Linked DNA regions of Homo sapiens: region 1 is linked to region 2. A link is a loop called in an ENCODE intact Hi-C map of the cell type or tissue named here. Cell type or tissue: tibial artery. All regions are shown on one strand. Links, peaks and the distances in the headings refer to the core of each region. The heading gives the core; the rest is flanking DNA.

What was found. Hi-C counts contacts between places; a loop is a spot of excess contacts. Peaks named below come from ENCODE experiments on the same cell type or tissue, not always from the same donor. Only the 100,000 strongest peaks of a DNase experiment are listed, where the experiment ranks them.
Region 1: it touches region 2 in a loop (4-fold over the local background); 2 of 110 quality-filtered maps call a loop at or near these places.

What each region holds. Positions count from the first base shown.
Region 1 is chr9:126,157,831-126,160,739 of GRCh38, forward strand. No RefSeq gene overlaps it. Among named protein-coding and RNA genes, the nearest start is that of MVB12B, 170 kb to the right of the region's middle. RefSeq lists an enhancer at 1-323. In tibial artery, for the core only: no CTCF peak of the experiment used is centred there; DNase peaks (open chromatin) are centred at 1,001 and 1,101; H3K27me3 peaks cover 1,381 bases.
Region 2 is chr9:126,093,417-126,096,325 of GRCh38, forward strand. No RefSeq gene overlaps it. Among named protein-coding and RNA genes, the nearest start is that of MVB12B, 230 kb to the right of the region's middle. In tibial artery, for the core only: no CTCF peak of the experiment used is centred there; no DNase peak of the experiment used is centred there; H3K27me3 peaks cover 404 bases.

The sequences.
Region 1 (2,909 bases), core at 128-2,627, 64 kb after region 2:
CACACAGCCCGACTAATAACGCGCCGTGCAAGCTCTCTCCGCTGTGACAACTGATTGCACTTTGAAGTAATAATGGCTGATTTAATAATTGGTATAATTTTTCACTAGTACCTGAATGTCATCGACGCACAAAATAAGCTACCTGGACCCATGGCTGCAGCACTTTCCCTTCTTGGGGAAATCAATAATGCATTAAACCCCCAACCCAGGACCCCAAGAGGCCAGACCCTAGTGGAGGCTGTTATAGGGGGAGGTTTGGGGTCTCTCCATGGAGGCTTAATGGCAGGAAAGCTAGACAGAGGCTTTCAGATAGGCTAGGTCCCTAAGCCCAGCCAGGCTGCAGGAGAAGAGACCGAGAGCCGTGAATCTCCCCCAGACCCAGCTCACCCTCTAGGTTCCACCTTGGCAGCTTCTGTCTCCACCCGTGAAAGTCCCCTGAAACCCCCACTGGGGACTGCAGAGACGAAACCACCTCTCCGCCAGCATCAGCCGCCATGCACACAAACCACGTGTGCATGTGTCTGTGTTTCCGTGTGGGAATTGAGTTCAACTTCATCATTATTTAGAGAGGCCCTGTTATGAGCCAGGATCTGTGCTGGTGACAGAGTGGTGAGCAAGACAGACATAGTCGCTGCCCCCAAAGAGACTGTGACCTCTTAGAGAGTGTGAGCATGCGTGTATGCGCTGACGTGCGCGCGCGTGCGCGCGCACACACACACACACACACACGTGCGTCTAGCTGTCTCTGTCCATACAGTATGTGTTGTGTGTCTGTATTTATAAACGTGTGTGTCTGTCTAGGTCTGTGTGTTCAGGTGATGTGTGAGGGTGTCTGTGTGAAGATCAGGGTGTGAGTGGCCGCTCACTCTGCCTGGCTGGGCCTTGAGAACATGTCCCTTCCTAGACCTAAGGCCAGGCTACTTCTCCAAGTTGAATTGGGCAGGGGGCAGCAGGGAAGAGACCCTGGCACTGCCAAGGTCCAGTCCACCCACGCCTCCTCATGGCTCCCTGAGCTCTCCCTATTGTACCCTCCTGCCTGGCTTCTGCCCAAGCCACCTGCCTGGACAGAATACCCCTCCATGCAAAGCACACAAACTCTGCAGTCACATCTGGATCCTGTCCTCCGAAAAGTCAGACACACATAGCTCTGAGGCCATTTCCTCATCTGAAAAGAGGGCACAAGAATCCCTGACTCCCGGTTCTGTGTAGCATCATGGATGCAGCCTTCTTAACCCATGCCTGGACATAGACAGTCCTCCACAAACATTAGCTCCTCACTCTCCATCCTGTTCACAGTCACCTCCTGTGAGTTCCCTGAGGACAGGCCATGGCACGTAGCAGGCACACAGTGAATATCTGTTAAACAGATGTGTGGGCTGGTTTGTCAACCATTAACATAGACTTGGAAAAACCAAAGAGCTTCGGTCATGCCTGCCTTTGAGGTGATGGGGCTGGGGCAACCTCTCACCCACTGTGCAGTTTGTCAGAGTTTTGCAGGAGCGGGGGGGTCCTTGTCCCAGCAGAGCTGGAGCCCAGACAGGCCTGGATGTCCCATCTCCCCCAGCTCTCTCCCCTCCCACCCGCCGCTGTCTGGCTGTGAACCGGGAAATCGATTTCAACTTCATCTCATCTCAAGATCAAACGTCTTAAGTGAGATTATTCACGTTCCTCCATTGTTTCTAACTCATTTCCTATTTTCCAGTTGAAAAACCCTGCCAGAAGCATTCTGTGGCAGAGATTAAAACAATTTCAGAAGCAGGCACCCAATCCTTCTCTTTGGATGGTAAGCAAATTGGATGTCTGTGAGAAGCCGGCAAATTTTATTATGAACACATAGTTTGCTACTTAACTATCCTTAAGACCCCGGGTGCTGTGAGGCCCCAGCAGGAGGGCTCCAGAGGGGGCAAGATGAAAGGTAGGGAGGGAGTGGGGGTGCAGCAGACCCCCAACCGGGCCCCCAGCCCTTTCCTGCAAAGTGTGAACATCGGATCGCCATCCACAGCTCGGTTTCCTGGGGAAAAGGGAGGGAACCCACATGTTCTGGTACTCACCAGGCCCAGGCACCACGCTAGGCACTTCAAATGCCTGATTGCTCCGAATCGCCACAAAACTCTCGGGGAGCTGGAATTGCTTTGACCGTGTTGTAGATGAGGAAACAGACTCAGAGAAGAGAAGACATTGCCCAAGCTCTCCCAGCAAGCGGTTAGCGAGTGGGAATTAGAGTCCAGCTCATGTTCTTAACCATCACTGTGGGAGATTATTGCAAAAATGGCTGTAATTCTCACCTCTCCTTGCATCCCCAGAGTGGAGAGTCTAGTTCCCTATCCCTGGATCCTGGGTTGGCTTTGGGCAGTAGAACGTGGGGGAAGAGCCGTGTGCTAGGTGCAAGCTTAGGCCTCAAAAAAGTCTTGCACACATTTGTGCTCTCTCTCTCTCATTATTCTGCCCAGTTGCTGTGTGGACAAGCTCAGGCCAGCCTGCAGTGGGCAAGAGACCACTGGCGCAGAGCTCAGTTGTCTTAGCTGGGGACATCCTGTCACCCAATCCTCAGACATGTGAGAGAGCCCAGTCAGGAGAGCAGAGCTGTGGAGCCAACCCTCAACTGAACATAAATGCATGAATGACCCCAGCTGAGACCAGAAGAACCACCCAGCTGGTCAATAGAAATGCGAACAAAGATAAAGTCTTATTGTTTTAAGTGACTATAAATGACCATAAAGTCATACAACAGCTGATACAACCACCGACGAGTCCGAGGACCTGGGATCAGACTCCCAGATTTTCTCCCTCGGTCCCCCAGGCCCACATTGCATATTTACTTTGTGCCTGCTCTGCGGTAACTGATATGGGGGGTGGGGGGTGGATCTGGTTGCTGTTCCCACTGCTTGGTGCATGTGACAAAGATACAG
Region 2 (2,909 bases), core at 295-2,794:
AGTGAGGCTCTTTTTGTTTTGTTTTGCTTTGTTTTGTTTTGTTTTGTTTTAAGATGGAGTCTCACTCTGTCACCCAAGCTGGAGTGCAGTGGTGTAATCTTGGCTTACTGCAGCCTCCGCCTCCTGGGCTCAAGCGATTCTCGTGCCTCAGCCTCCCCAGTAGCTGGGACTACAGGCACGTGCCACCACACCCAGCTACTTTTTTGTATTTTAGTAGAGATGGGGTTTCTCCATGTTGCCCAGGATGGTCTTGAACTCCTGAGCTCAGGCGATCCGCCTGCCTCGGCCTCCCAAAGTGCTGGAATTACAGGAGTGAGCCACTGCGCCCAGCAGGGAGTGTGAGGTTATTGACCTGCAGATGCTTCAATTCATTCCTGTGTAAAATGGGGACAATGATACTACCCAGCTGTGGGGAGCTGTGAGGAGTCCTTGTGATGACGCCCGCCAGGCACGGCTCCCCTTGGCCCTCTGAGGATCCACTGAGTATAGGCGACCACTCCCTGGCCCCATTCTTGTGAGAACAGAAGCTTCCTTCTCATTGGCTCCAAGCCTAGGGGTGGGGCCTATCCTGTACGTCCAACTCAGACTTTGTTCTCATTGGCTCCAAGCACAAGGGGTGGGGCCTATGGTCAGATAATGTCACACGTACCCCCAGGCAGACCTGAGAGCACCTCAGCTTAGCACTGGCAAACTCGGCACTCAGGCGTCGCCTTCAGGATTTTTGATCATCCATGTACTCCTCACATGATTATTAGCACACATGACAAATGGACCTTATTTTTTTACAAATATTTATTTTAAAAGGAAAATTTACCTTCCGTGGGAGACACTATGATTGTGAAAGATTCCAGTTGTGGCTGCAGCACCCGCTGTGTGACGTTGGGGTCAGTACCAACCACTCTGAGCCTCAGTTTCCTTCTTTTTTCAGCAAGAATAATAATGATCTGACCCCACAGGGTTTCCAAAGATTAGGTGAAATTAAAATACGCAAAGCTCAGAACAACACCAGACCTGTTGTAAGTGCTGTACACGTCTTAGCTATGTTGTCATCATTATTGTTAGTAAGGGAGAAACCAGTGTTATTGCTGTAGGTGGAGGCAACTATAAAAATAAATACAATGAAAATGCACTGAGGTTAATAAATTCCATGTCTGCATCCTGCAGAGGGCTCCAAGCCCAGGACCTACAATCTTTGTTAACAAGGGTGATTTGGGAGGCCAAGGCAGGAGGATCACTTTAGGCCAGGAGTTCAAGACCAGCCCTTACAACACAGTGAAACTCCGTCTCTGCAAAAAATAAAATAAAAAAATTAGCTGGGCATGGTGGCGTGCACCTGTATTCCCAGCTACCTGGGAGGCTGAGGTGGGAAGATCACTTGAGCCTGGGAGTTCAAGGCTGCAGTGAGCTATGATTGTGCCACTGTACTCCTGACGAGATGACAGAGCTAGACCCTGTCTCAAAAAAAAGGGTGATTTGGGATGTTGATGAGGTGTTGGACAAGCCAGCACCAGAGACTGTCTTCTTTCTTCTTCACTTGAGCAGGTCTGCAGACAGTTAAGAGGAATACAACTTCCCCAGTAGTAACGCAATGGCATGTAGGCACCAGCAGCAGCCCGTGGCCTGCCCTCTGGGAGCAGCGGTCAAGGGTTGCAAGGAGGACAGGAAGACACTCTGACCTGTGTTAAGAGCTATTTGCCAACTATGTGACCCCAACAGGTTTCTCCACCTCTCTGAGACACAAGTTCCTCCTCTGAAAATGATGTCAACCAGGTGGCCCTGCTAAGGCTGCTGTGAGATGACAGCAGGGAGTCAAGGGCTTAACATAGTCCTGGGCATGCTCCAGGCTCTTGTGGCCTCCATAGTCAGTCAGGGAGGCTTTTAGGCCACATCTGGGGACAGGACTGCCGGAAAGCCGGGAAAGCTGGGAGGCAGTGGCCAAAGGTGATGTTTAAGGTGGGCTTTGCAGACACCAGTGTGGTTGGGCTTTTCTCCACGAGCCGCTCTGGGTTCACCCATGATTTTTCTGTTTTCAAAGGCTGAGAAATCCGGTGGAGGGGGCCAGGATGCCCCTGAACCTGGTCATGGGAGCCGTGGTGGCCTCTGCACACTGCTGTCATCCAGGGGCCAAGCGGGATCCAGAGGAAGCTGCCTAACAGGCAGCTGCAGTGGCAGAGGTGGCCTGTGTGCCACCACGCTCACTGAGCAGAGCAGTGAGATGTGACCGGGAGGAATGGGGGCCTGCCTGGGCCTCCCCACACGTGCCCATTGCCAATTTGCTGATGACCCCGCGCCAGGCTCTTCACCTCAATGCTCCAGAGTCCGCAAAGTGGGGTGAGGGGTGGGGGCCAGCACTATTACCTATGGACCTCAGAAGGTTCTAGAAGAAGCAGCTCAGGGCATGAGGGGGACCTGAGGTTCCAGGGTTGGTCTGCTGGGATTCGCGGTGTGACTTTGGGCAGGTCTCTCCGTGCCACTCTGGGTATCAGTTCACACCTCGGTTCCTGGGGCTTGGTCTGGGTGATCCCCACAACTTCAGCCTTTGACGGCTGGGATTCTGCGGGCTGCAGAGAGAGACCAGCTAATGTGGCAGAGGAAGACTGGGTTGGGGAGAATGCCTGTCTGTGAGGCGCCCCTAAGAAACTCCCTGCCATTTCAAGAGGGCCGTGGGGTGGGTAGGGAAGTGGGGACACAGAGGCTAAACAACTGGGCTTTGGAATCATTTGCACCTGGTGTGACTCCTGGCCCCATGTGTGCCCCCGTGTGACCCTGGACAAGTGCCTCCTCCTCCCAGAGCTCCAGTCTTCTCATCTGTAAAATGGGGGTGATGGTGGCATGTAGGACGCTGACACCTGACAGCATTGGGGATAAATTGCTGAGCACAGCATCAGGCTCACAGAGGGCTTAGTAAA